Linked DNA regions of Homo sapiens: regions 1 and 3 are each linked to region 2. Evidence: chromatin contacts called from ENCODE Hi-C or POLR2A ChIA-PET data. All regions are on one chromosome and are shown on one strand. Each heading gives the region's core, a stretch centred on a gene start or an enhancer-like site at or near the end of the contact. The rest is flanking DNA. Distances are from core to core; before and after follow the strand shown. Region 1 holds the start of PARTICL (promoter of MAT2A antisense radiation-induced circulating long non-coding RNA). Region 2 holds the start of KCMF1 (potassium channel modulatory factor 1). Region 3 holds the start of USP39 (ubiquitin specific peptidase 39).

Region 1 (2,983 bases), core at 464-2,963, 570 kb before region 2:
TTCCGAATCCATGTCTCCCTGCTTTGTCATCTATTGTTAGGAGGGAGAACAAATATCTCCCTAATTCAAGTTCGTTTTTCTGAATTTTCTATAACCGCCTAAAACAGAATCCAAACATAATGTGGAAGCCAGACTGCAGGCTCTGAACTTCGGTCTACTACTAACTGGTGTAACAGCTAACCTTCAGCACTCATCAAGATCCTGGGTTTGTCCTCTCATACCACTAAGTTACTTGTGGGATTTCATCATGGGCACAGTAAACTGACCAGACCCTAAAGCCACCAGATAGATAACTACTGCGGTCATCCTAAGGGCAGAAACAGCCAAAAGAGCCAAATAATCATCTTTACTAGCCGATATGCTCAGGCTGAGATTTTCAGTTCCTGGAAATATAGCTTTACTCCTCCTTCACGTGCCAATTGATCCCCATAATGGCGGTTGAGCGGACAAAGCCTCAAGTAAAACCCTGCACCGAAGACTTTAAATGCGAACCCAAAGCAATGGCAGCTCCTAATTCATGCTTCCCATCCTTTTCACAAGGGGTCCAAATAAGGACTGCCTTCTTGGACATGAGCTATATTTAGTCAGAGGCCGTCACCTTGGAGGCAAGGCCATATCCGCCGAAGGGCATGTGCGTATTCTCCAGTGTGTAGTCAAGACCTAACCACTGAGGCAGTGGAGCCAGACGACGTCCCAAGGCATAGGCCCCCCACCCCTCAAACTGAGGGCCAGGACAGCCGGGGAGGCTCACGGCTCCCCCTCGCCCAGATACCACATGCGGCAAACACGTGGTCGCCGCTGCAATGCGGGGCGCGCGCTCCCGAGGGCCGGACGCGAGCACGCGGGGCGGGTCGCCCACTCCAGGTTTGTCAGACGGCAGGGCCGGGAGGGGTTAACAGTGCCCTCCCTTCCCGGCCAGAACTCACTAGCGACCACAGCCCCCGCCCTTCACGTTTTCTGGAACCTTCCGCATGCCTAGGCGCGCGACCGAATGAAAAGGGAGGGGGGAAGGGAAGGGTGGAGAGGGGAGGGGGAAGAGGAGCGGCGGCCACGCGCCAGGCCCTGGCGGCGCCACGAGGAAAGCGCGCGGTCGCCGCTCTTCCATCACCCGGCGGACGAGGACGACCCGCGCGGGCCCCACCACCGGCCGGCCGCAGCCAGCCGGACCTTGGCGCTGCCTTCTGCCCCGCCCCACGCTTCGCTTCAGGCCGTCCCCTCACCTGGGTGGCCTTCCCCGACCGACTCTGAGGTGAAAAGGAATGTGCCCTCCTCGATGAACGCCTCGTGGAAGCCGTTGAGCTGTCCGTTCATGTTGGTGTCGGTGTGCGGAAGTGGCCTTACGAAGGAGCAGCGGCGAGGCGGCAGCGGCTGCGAAATGCGCAAGCTGCGGACAGCGTTCTACTCGTAGCAGGCGGGCGGCGCGGAGCGAACGAAGCAGCGGGCGGTGCGGCCCGGTATTTATAGAGCAGCGCCCGCGCGCGCCCGGCTCGGGCCCCGCCCCTCGGCGCCGCGCGCCAATGCACCACTTGCGCGGGGGTCGGGGGAGGAAGGGCAGCTCGCCCCGCGGAGTCCGGGCTGAACCACACTGCGCGGCCGCGGGAGGTGCCGTGGCAATCCGGCCCTCCAGAGACCGTTCAGCTATCTTGAGCCGCTAGAGCTAGGAGAAAAATGCAGACGCGAGGAGACGTGGGGGATTGCTCTTCCTTGTTTGATGTGGGAGAAAAAGCGACTGGGGCTTGCTGGACCCGCTCCCCTGTGCGGTGACATGGCACCTCCCTTCCGACCGTTGGCCGGGATAGCTTTCCCGGAGGTCGCGTCCCCCAGCGGAGGCGGCGGGAATCGCGGAGGTTTTGTGCTGCGGCTGGGGTCTTTCTGGCCGTCCCGCCTCTAGATGCCGGGTGGCAGGGAGCCGGTGGCGGTCGGCCATGTGAAGGTGGCCATCTTGGCCGGCCAGCGAGGGCTCCTCACGGCCTTCCTTCGGCGTCCCTGCCCGGCTCGTTGCCGGCCCCGGGATATCTGAGGGGCGCAGGCCCACCTTCTAGTCGTTTCCTGGTGAATGGCTCTGCTGAAGATGGCCGGAAAGCAGATTAATGAAGGTGCTGCCATCGATTTAAACAATCGCCCTCCTGCCCGCTCCCCTGCGCTAAAGTTTCTGAGGGATCCTCACCCTTCGTGGTTCGTGGACTTAAAAGTGGAGGCAGCGCTCCAGCCTTTCCCTCCAGAGAGAAAGGAGGCCGCTCCCAAGTCCGTCCTTGCCCCGTGGCCTTCCTGTTCCTTTGAAGGGGGGGGGAATCGATGTTTCAATCCTCTGTTCAGGAGAATATGGAACGAACATTTCTTTTTTGGTGGGTGGGGGCTATTCGTTCCCTTGAATGTGCTTAAGCAGATCTCTTGACGGCGTGGAATGGGCTGTTTCATGAAGCTTTCACTTTAAAATGTCCACCTGCGTTTGTCCCAGTTTTGCCCAATAAAGGAATTACAGGGAAAAAGAGCGAAACAAAACTTGAGCCAGCAAGGAGTATGGAGTCCCGTTTGGAGGGAGCCCGCCTTGGGGGCGGGGGTCTCTGCAGCCTGTTCTGGGGCTGGGCCTCGGTGCAGGTCTGGTCGGGCTGGTGGCCTGGTGGCCCTGAGCGGAGCGCGTGACAAGAACGCCGGGTTTAATGAGGTTCTCAGGGAACGGCCTGCTCCTAGCATGGGATGTACTTTACGCTGGGGAGGTGAAGGAGACCCCTAGTAACAGTCTCCAGCTGCCTACTGCTGGCGGCAGTAGAACAAGGTGCATTCCCAAGAACAATCCTCTCCGTCGGTGCAGGAGGAAAGGTGGGATTTGCTAAAGGCTCAGTGGGAAACAAAGGAAGCACTTGGGCTGTGCTGGGGGCATCCACAAAGAAGATAAAGGGCTCCTCCCCAGACTCAGTGACCACATCCACGGTCGCTCAAAGCAGGCAGCAAGAAAAGGTTCGACCACAAAAGAGACAATAGG
Region 2 (2,897 bases), core at 26-2,525:
TAAACCATATGGCAATAAATTAAAGTTAACTTATTTCTTACCAGCTCAAAGCCTATACATCGACCCTAAACATTTGTCTCTTTGTGCCCTGGGACTGGGCTTAGAGCTGTCTGCTTATTTGCAACTGTACTCCAATCGTGTTTTAAAATGGCAAAACAAGGTCCAAAACGACCCCCGACCATGAACAGACCTCACCATCGTCATTTTCCAAAACCTGGTCTGGTAGGCAGCACATGCCGGCGAGGGCACCAGGGCCGCGGGGAGCGAGCCCTGCTCCGCCTGGGTGACTGAGCAGGGAGTTTGCTTGCTGCGGCGGGGTCGGATCCACCCCGGGAACTTGGTTACCCGAGCCCAGGGACGCGCCGAGGCCTAGCCGCGAGGCCGGGGCGGGCTCCAGGCGGCGAGGGCTTCCCGTCCCTTGGCCGCAGAGCCTTCCCGCCAGCCCCGCGGTCGCCCGCAGGCGGGGACACTCGCCGTCGTCTCCCGGCGACCGGACGCGCCTGCCGGGTCCCGGGCCGGCTCTTTTGCCTCCTGCTGCCGCCCGCGGCCCGGCTCTGCGACCACACCGGGCTCTTCCGGGGCGGCGGGAGCGCTAGGCCGCGCTGGGGCCCGCGGCTCCTGAACCGGCCGGGCGGGCCTTGGCGTCCGGTATCAGTCCCGAAGGCCGAGCTCCCGCCGGTAACGGGCCCCGCCGCCTCCCCTCCCCCTCCGCCCCATGACAGTGCAAACCCTCCGGCCGCCCGGGCCGCCCCGCCTCCAGCACCAGGCCCAGCTAAGGGCCGCGGCCGTGGCGGCAGCGGCGCCGCGGCTCTCCGCCCTCGCTCGCTCGCTCCCGGGTCCAGCGCCTCGGGCCCGGCTCGGGCTCGGCCAAAGTCTCCGCCGCTTCCCGGCCGCCCTCCGCCGCGCCCGGCCCGGGCGGGGTAGGCCGAGGCCCGGGAGGTGCGGGTGGGGGCGGGGGCTCCTCTCACCTTCATGTCGGGACATCCTAGTTCAGACGGTGGCGGCGCGGCCCCTCCCGGGCTCCGGCTGCAGTGTCCCCCGCGGGGTCCCGGCGCTGCCCGCGCCGGCCGGCCGACTCCCACTCGACTCCCGGGCTCGGCCGCGGGGGCGGGGTGGGCAGGGGAGCGCTCCCGCGGCGGCGGCGGCGGCGGCGGCGGGGAGGCGGCGCGGGGCGGGAATGGGGCCGGGCCTGGTCGGGGCTGAGCTCCTCCAGGAGGCGGGTCCGACGCCGCAGCTCCGCCGGCGCCCGCCGTGACTCCGGTCACTCTCGGGCCTGCCGGCTCCCGGCAGCGGCGCGGCGCTCCGCAAATCCCGCTCCTCCCCTCCCCCGGCCCACCCCCCGCCCCTCTCCCCCGGCTCCCGGCCGCCGCCTCCTCCTCCTCCTCTTCCTCCTCCTCCGCCTCCTTCCGCCGCCCGCACGCCAGCCCCGCCTCTCGCTGCCCTCGCCGGGCCCAGCCGCCCGGAGGCCCCGCGGCCGGCGGTCGCGACGGGGGCGACGCGGCGACGGCGGCTCGGGGCGCGGCGCTTGCCCGCGCTAGCCAGCAGGCCGCGATCGGGCGCCCGTGCCCAGCCTCGGCCTGGCCGCCGCCGCCGCCGCCGCGCCGCGCGTAGGGAGGAAGAGGAAATGCCCGGCGCCGGCTCCCGCTGCTCACCGGCGCGGCCCGAGGGGCGCCCGCCCGCCACGCCGCCCCTAGCCCCGCCTGGGGCGGGCCTAGGCCGGGCTATAGGGGCCAGGGCCTTGGGCTGCGCCGGCCGCGGGAGGTGGGTGCTTCTCGGCGGCGAGCTGCGACTCGGAGAGACTCCTGTCCGCAGGTGCATGGCTTCCGGGCGGGCCTCGGGCAGCGAGCTCCAGCCCCACTGAGAGGCCGCGGACCGCCTGGGGACTTGTGTTTGTGTGTATTTTAAGCCAACAGCCCAGAAAGGGAAGGCGACTGGCCCCCGGTCTTCGCCAGTGTTTCCCGGCCGGGTTACTGGTGGTCAGGAGGGAAGCCAGGAGGCTGCCGGGCTCCGAGGCCGATTCCTTGCGAACCATCTCCGTTAAAGACTCCGCGCCGGGCAGCCCGGGAGTCCGGCGGTACCCGCGCAAACTTTGTCCCAGCGCCTTGGCTCACCGTGAATGCCCTGCCTTGAAAATTTGGAGTTTTTTGTTTCCTGAAAGTGGTCTGCTTTTCCGATTTTATCTGTGTTTTCCATTTTTACCTTCTTATTGTCAATTTGTTTTCAGGCATTATTAATTCAACAAATCTTTGTACTGCCCCTTACCACGTGTCGATGGTTCCGTGGTTTGGTGGAAATAGATCGCGCTTTGAAGTCAAGACGGATCGGCCATGGAATTTTGGCTCTGAGATCCTCTGTGTAACCGTGGATGAGCTACAAGGCCTGCTGAGCCTCCATTTGTCTGGTTTTTGTGGTTGTTTTAATTTATCTTTTTCCATTTGAAGTTGTGGGTTTTGCATAAAATTGAACTGTTACCAGGCTAAGTCAACTGAAATTGGAATCTGGGGTACTGCTTGCTTTGAGGTTACTCTTATACTGTCCACCATTTGCTGGCTGTGTGATCTCTAAACCTCTCTGTGCCCTGACTTTTCTATCTTTAAAATGGACGTAACAACAGAGGTTTAATAATAAGAGGTTTGGAGGTTAAGTGCTAAAATGCATATAAAATACCTAGCACAGGACACAGTAAAAAGATTGTTACCGTATTTCATTGAATCTGGTTTTAAGACACTTCCTGATTTCAAAGAAACTAAAAGCTCATCTTGAAGTCCAGGAAGTAGGTTTTGGGTCACTCAGAACTCCCAAGGGACTGTATTTGGTAGTAACTAGTGATAAACAAACTGGAGTTTAAATGAGGACTTTGTCACCAGAGATATTTTTATTGCCTGTATGGAGCTCCT
Region 3 (2,911 bases), core at 117-2,616, 650 kb before region 2:
AAATCTTTTATAAGGGATTGTGCCCTTGTCTCCTCGTTTTGTAGGGAGACACCATTTCTATCTTCCAAGGCTGCTCACTACACGAACATCCTTAACGAGAGTCCAGGAGAAAAGGCAGTCAGGCAATGGTCGCAGTACGTGCACAAACTCAAGAGACTAATGGAAAATTGTCTCCAGACTTTATTCAGCTTAAAAAGTGCTACATAATCCATACTTTAGTAGAGGTGCCTATTGCTCAAGCATTCTGAATATCTTGATTACAGAAATTACAAGACCTTAGATGTAAAAACTGAAGGAAAGCCGTGCACGGTGGCTCACGCCTGTAAACCCAGCACTTTGGGAGGCCGAGGTGAGTGGAACACTTGAGTCCAGGAGTTCGAGACCAGCCTAGGCAACATAGCGAGACTTGCTTCTCTTAAAACGCAAAAAAAAAAAAAAAAATTCTTTTTTAAAATGGAAGGAAGTAACACTTGTAAAATCAGCACTGAGCCCCCACATCGGGCATTCGATAAAGGGAAGCTGCTGTTGTTACGATTTTTGCAGTTAGAAATACCATACGTTTGGCCGGGCACGGTGGTTCACGCCTGTAATCCCAGCACTTTGGGAGGCCGAGGCGGGCGGATCACGAAGTCAGGAGATCGAGACCATCCTGGCTAACACGATGAAACCCCCTTCTCTACTAAAAACACAAAAAATTAGCCGGGCGTGGTGGCGGGAGCGGTGGTGGGCGCCTGTAATCCCAGCTACCTGGGAGGCGGAGGTAGGAGAATCGTTTGAACCGGGGAGGCAGAGGTTGCAGTGAGCCGAGATCGCGCCACTGCACTCCATCCTGGGTGACAGAATGAGACTCCATCTCAAAAAAAAAAAAAAAAAGAAAAAAGAAATACTATACGATTATTGAGAAGGGTACTGTCTTCATCAGAACAAGTCGAACAGCAGAATCGTCGAGTCTGGATCCCTCCTCTTCTCCACCCCAACCCCACCCCTCCCCCAACTCCGGCGCAGTGACCTAGCGGAAGATTAGAGACAAGAAAAAAGGACGCGAAAAAAACAGGCTCTCGCGCCTAGCCCGGCCCGGCCCCGCGCACCTCGCACCTCCCGCTCAGGCTCCGAGTCCTCATCGACCTCGCGCTCCCGCTTCACCCGCACAAACGGGACAACAGAAGCCGGGGCCTCGCGCGCGCTCGCCGGCTCGAACTCCCGCTTCACGCGCACAGGGCTGCCCCGGGAGCTCGCCGCCTCAGGCTCCCGCTCCCGATCTCGCTCCCGCTTGACGCGACCGGAGCTGCCCCGCGACTCAGACTCTCGCTTCCCGCGAGTGGAACCGCGAGACTCCCGCTTAGACCGGCCGGACATCTCCACTACCGGCCGAGTCGTCCAGCGCAGGCGCCAAGCACGCTCGAGCGCGCGGCACAAGGCCAATCAGGAGAGGGGCTGGTAGCGAGCCCCGAACTCTCTACGAGTCGCCACTGGGGACAAATCACGCTGCAGAAAATTTGTGGGCGGTGCTGTTCCTGCACTGGCTTCCTCTCCCCTTAGAACCTTCTGTGGGCCTACTGTCGTTTACAGTTTACTGAGACGGGAACCTTTACTGGCGACAGTTTTCTGGATAAAAGCTGTCAGGCCGGGCGCGGTGGCTTACGCCTGTAATCCCAGCACTTTGGGAGGCCGAGGCGGGTGGATCACCTGAGGTCGGGAGTTCGAGACCAACCTGACCAACATGGAGAAACCCCGTCTCTACTAAAAATACAAAATTAGCCCGGCATTGTGGCGCATGCCTGTAATCCCAGCTACTCGGGAGGCTAAGGCAGGAGAATCGCTTGAACCCAGGAGGCGGAGGTTGCGGTGAGCCGAGATCGCGCCATTGCACTCCAGCCTGGGCAACGAGCGAAACTCCGTCTCAAAAACAAAGAAGCTGTCATTCGGCCCCAGATTTGTGCCTCGAAACCACCACCGTGAGGTCGTTTCCCACAGTCTCCGCGGCTTGGGGGCTGACAATCCTGCACAGGAAAACTAGGCGACATTCCCAAATCATCCCCTTGACAGCCCTAATTCTACTTTTAGAAGGTTCTTGGTACCATGAAAACGCAAATGCCCGGTAAAGGCAGATTTACCATGAAGCTAATAAAGCTCTAACCTCAGGACCTGCCTTGAACTTGTTTGCTTGTTTGAACCGTTCCATTGAGGTATAATTGACATACAACAAACTACATGTTTAAAGTGTGCAATTTAGGCCAGGCGCTGTGGCTCATGCCTATAATACCAGCACTTTGGGAGGCCAAGGCGGGCGGATCACCTGAGGTCAGGACTGGAGACCAGCCTGGCCAATATGGTGAAACCCCATCTCTACTAAAAATACAAAAATTAGCCGGGCGTGGTGGCACGAGCCTGTTAACCCAGCTACTTAGGAGGCTGAGGCAGGAGAATCGCTTGAACCCGGGAGGCGGAGGTTGCAATGAGCCGAGATCGCCCCATTGCACTCCAGCCTGGGCAACCAGAGTGAAACTCTGTCATACCCACACCACACCACACCACACCACACCACACCACACCACACCACACCACACCACACTGTGTGCAATTTACTGAATTCTGACTTGCGGTATATGTCAGAGGCGTTTCAACCAGACCAACTCCATCTTGAGTGAGGGTTAGGAAAATGAGGCTGGGCCTTGACAGGCTGCATTCCCAGGAAGTTAGGTATTCCTAGCCTAGAGATGTCTACAGTTAAGGGAACAGAGAGATAATGTTTACTAAACAGATCCAGACTTGGGAGTGTCCTAATATCCCAATATCTGGAGAATAAAGGCATTCCTAATTTTGCTTTAAAGATAATATTTCTTCTTGCAAAATATAATAATAAAATTAATCCTTTATCACAAACCCTTGTAGCAGAGCACATCTCCCCATG

Evidence for each region. A loop is a pair of places that touch in the nucleus more often than their neighbours do. ChIA-PET counts read pairs that join two places held with the same protein, here RNA polymerase II (POLR2A). Pooled maps may share reads with other maps.
Region 1: a loop to region 2 is called in a map of CD8-positive, alpha-beta T cell, with 11 times the contacts of the local background. The contact joins the promoter of PARTICL here to the promoter of KCMF1 in region 2. A Hi-C loop is called at or near these places in 1 of 168 maps with a recorded cell type or tissue (CD8-positive, alpha-beta T cell), 1 of 37 single-sample maps with no recorded cell type and 12 of 50 pooled maps. POLR2A ChIA-PET finds 5 or more read pairs at or near these places in 3 of 52 experiments (activated B cell, activated CD4-positive, alpha-beta T cell and activated T-cell).
Region 3: a map of CD8-positive, alpha-beta T cell shows a loop between it and region 2 (3-fold over the local background). The contact joins the promoter of USP39 here to the promoter of KCMF1 in region 2. A Hi-C loop is called at or near these places in 1 of 168 maps with a recorded cell type or tissue (CD8-positive, alpha-beta T cell) and 8 of 50 pooled maps. POLR2A ChIA-PET finds 5 or more read pairs at or near these places in 1 of 52 experiments (PC-9).

What each region holds. Positions count from the first base shown.
Region 1 is chr2:85,537,616-85,540,598 of GRCh38, reverse strand. PARTICL (promoter of MAT2A antisense radiation-induced circulating long non-coding RNA) reads left to right here and starts at 1,713. Exons shown (of 1, transcript NR_038942.1): 1 at 1,713-2,983. It overlaps MAT2A (methionine adenosyltransferase 2A), which reads right to left and starts at 1,431. Exons shown (of 9, transcript NM_005911.6): 1 at 1,221-1,431. The coding sequence starts at 1,311. RefSeq lists silencers at 844-1,173, 1,354-1,623 and enhancers at 1,654-1,743, 1,814-2,023, 2,424-2,513.
Region 2 is chr2:84,969,539-84,972,435 of GRCh38, reverse strand. It overlaps KCMF1 (potassium channel modulatory factor 1), which reads right to left and starts at 1,275. Exons shown (of 7, transcript NM_020122.5): 1 at 969-1,275. The coding sequence starts at 984. RefSeq lists silencers at 401-1,490, 1,521-1,770 and an enhancer at 2,269-2,348.
Region 3 is chr2:85,614,641-85,617,551 of GRCh38, reverse strand. USP39 (ubiquitin specific peptidase 39) reads right to left here and starts at 1,366. Exons shown (of 13, transcript NM_006590.4): 1 at 1,089-1,366. The coding sequence starts at 1,356. RefSeq lists enhancers at 1,573-1,622, 1,653-1,702.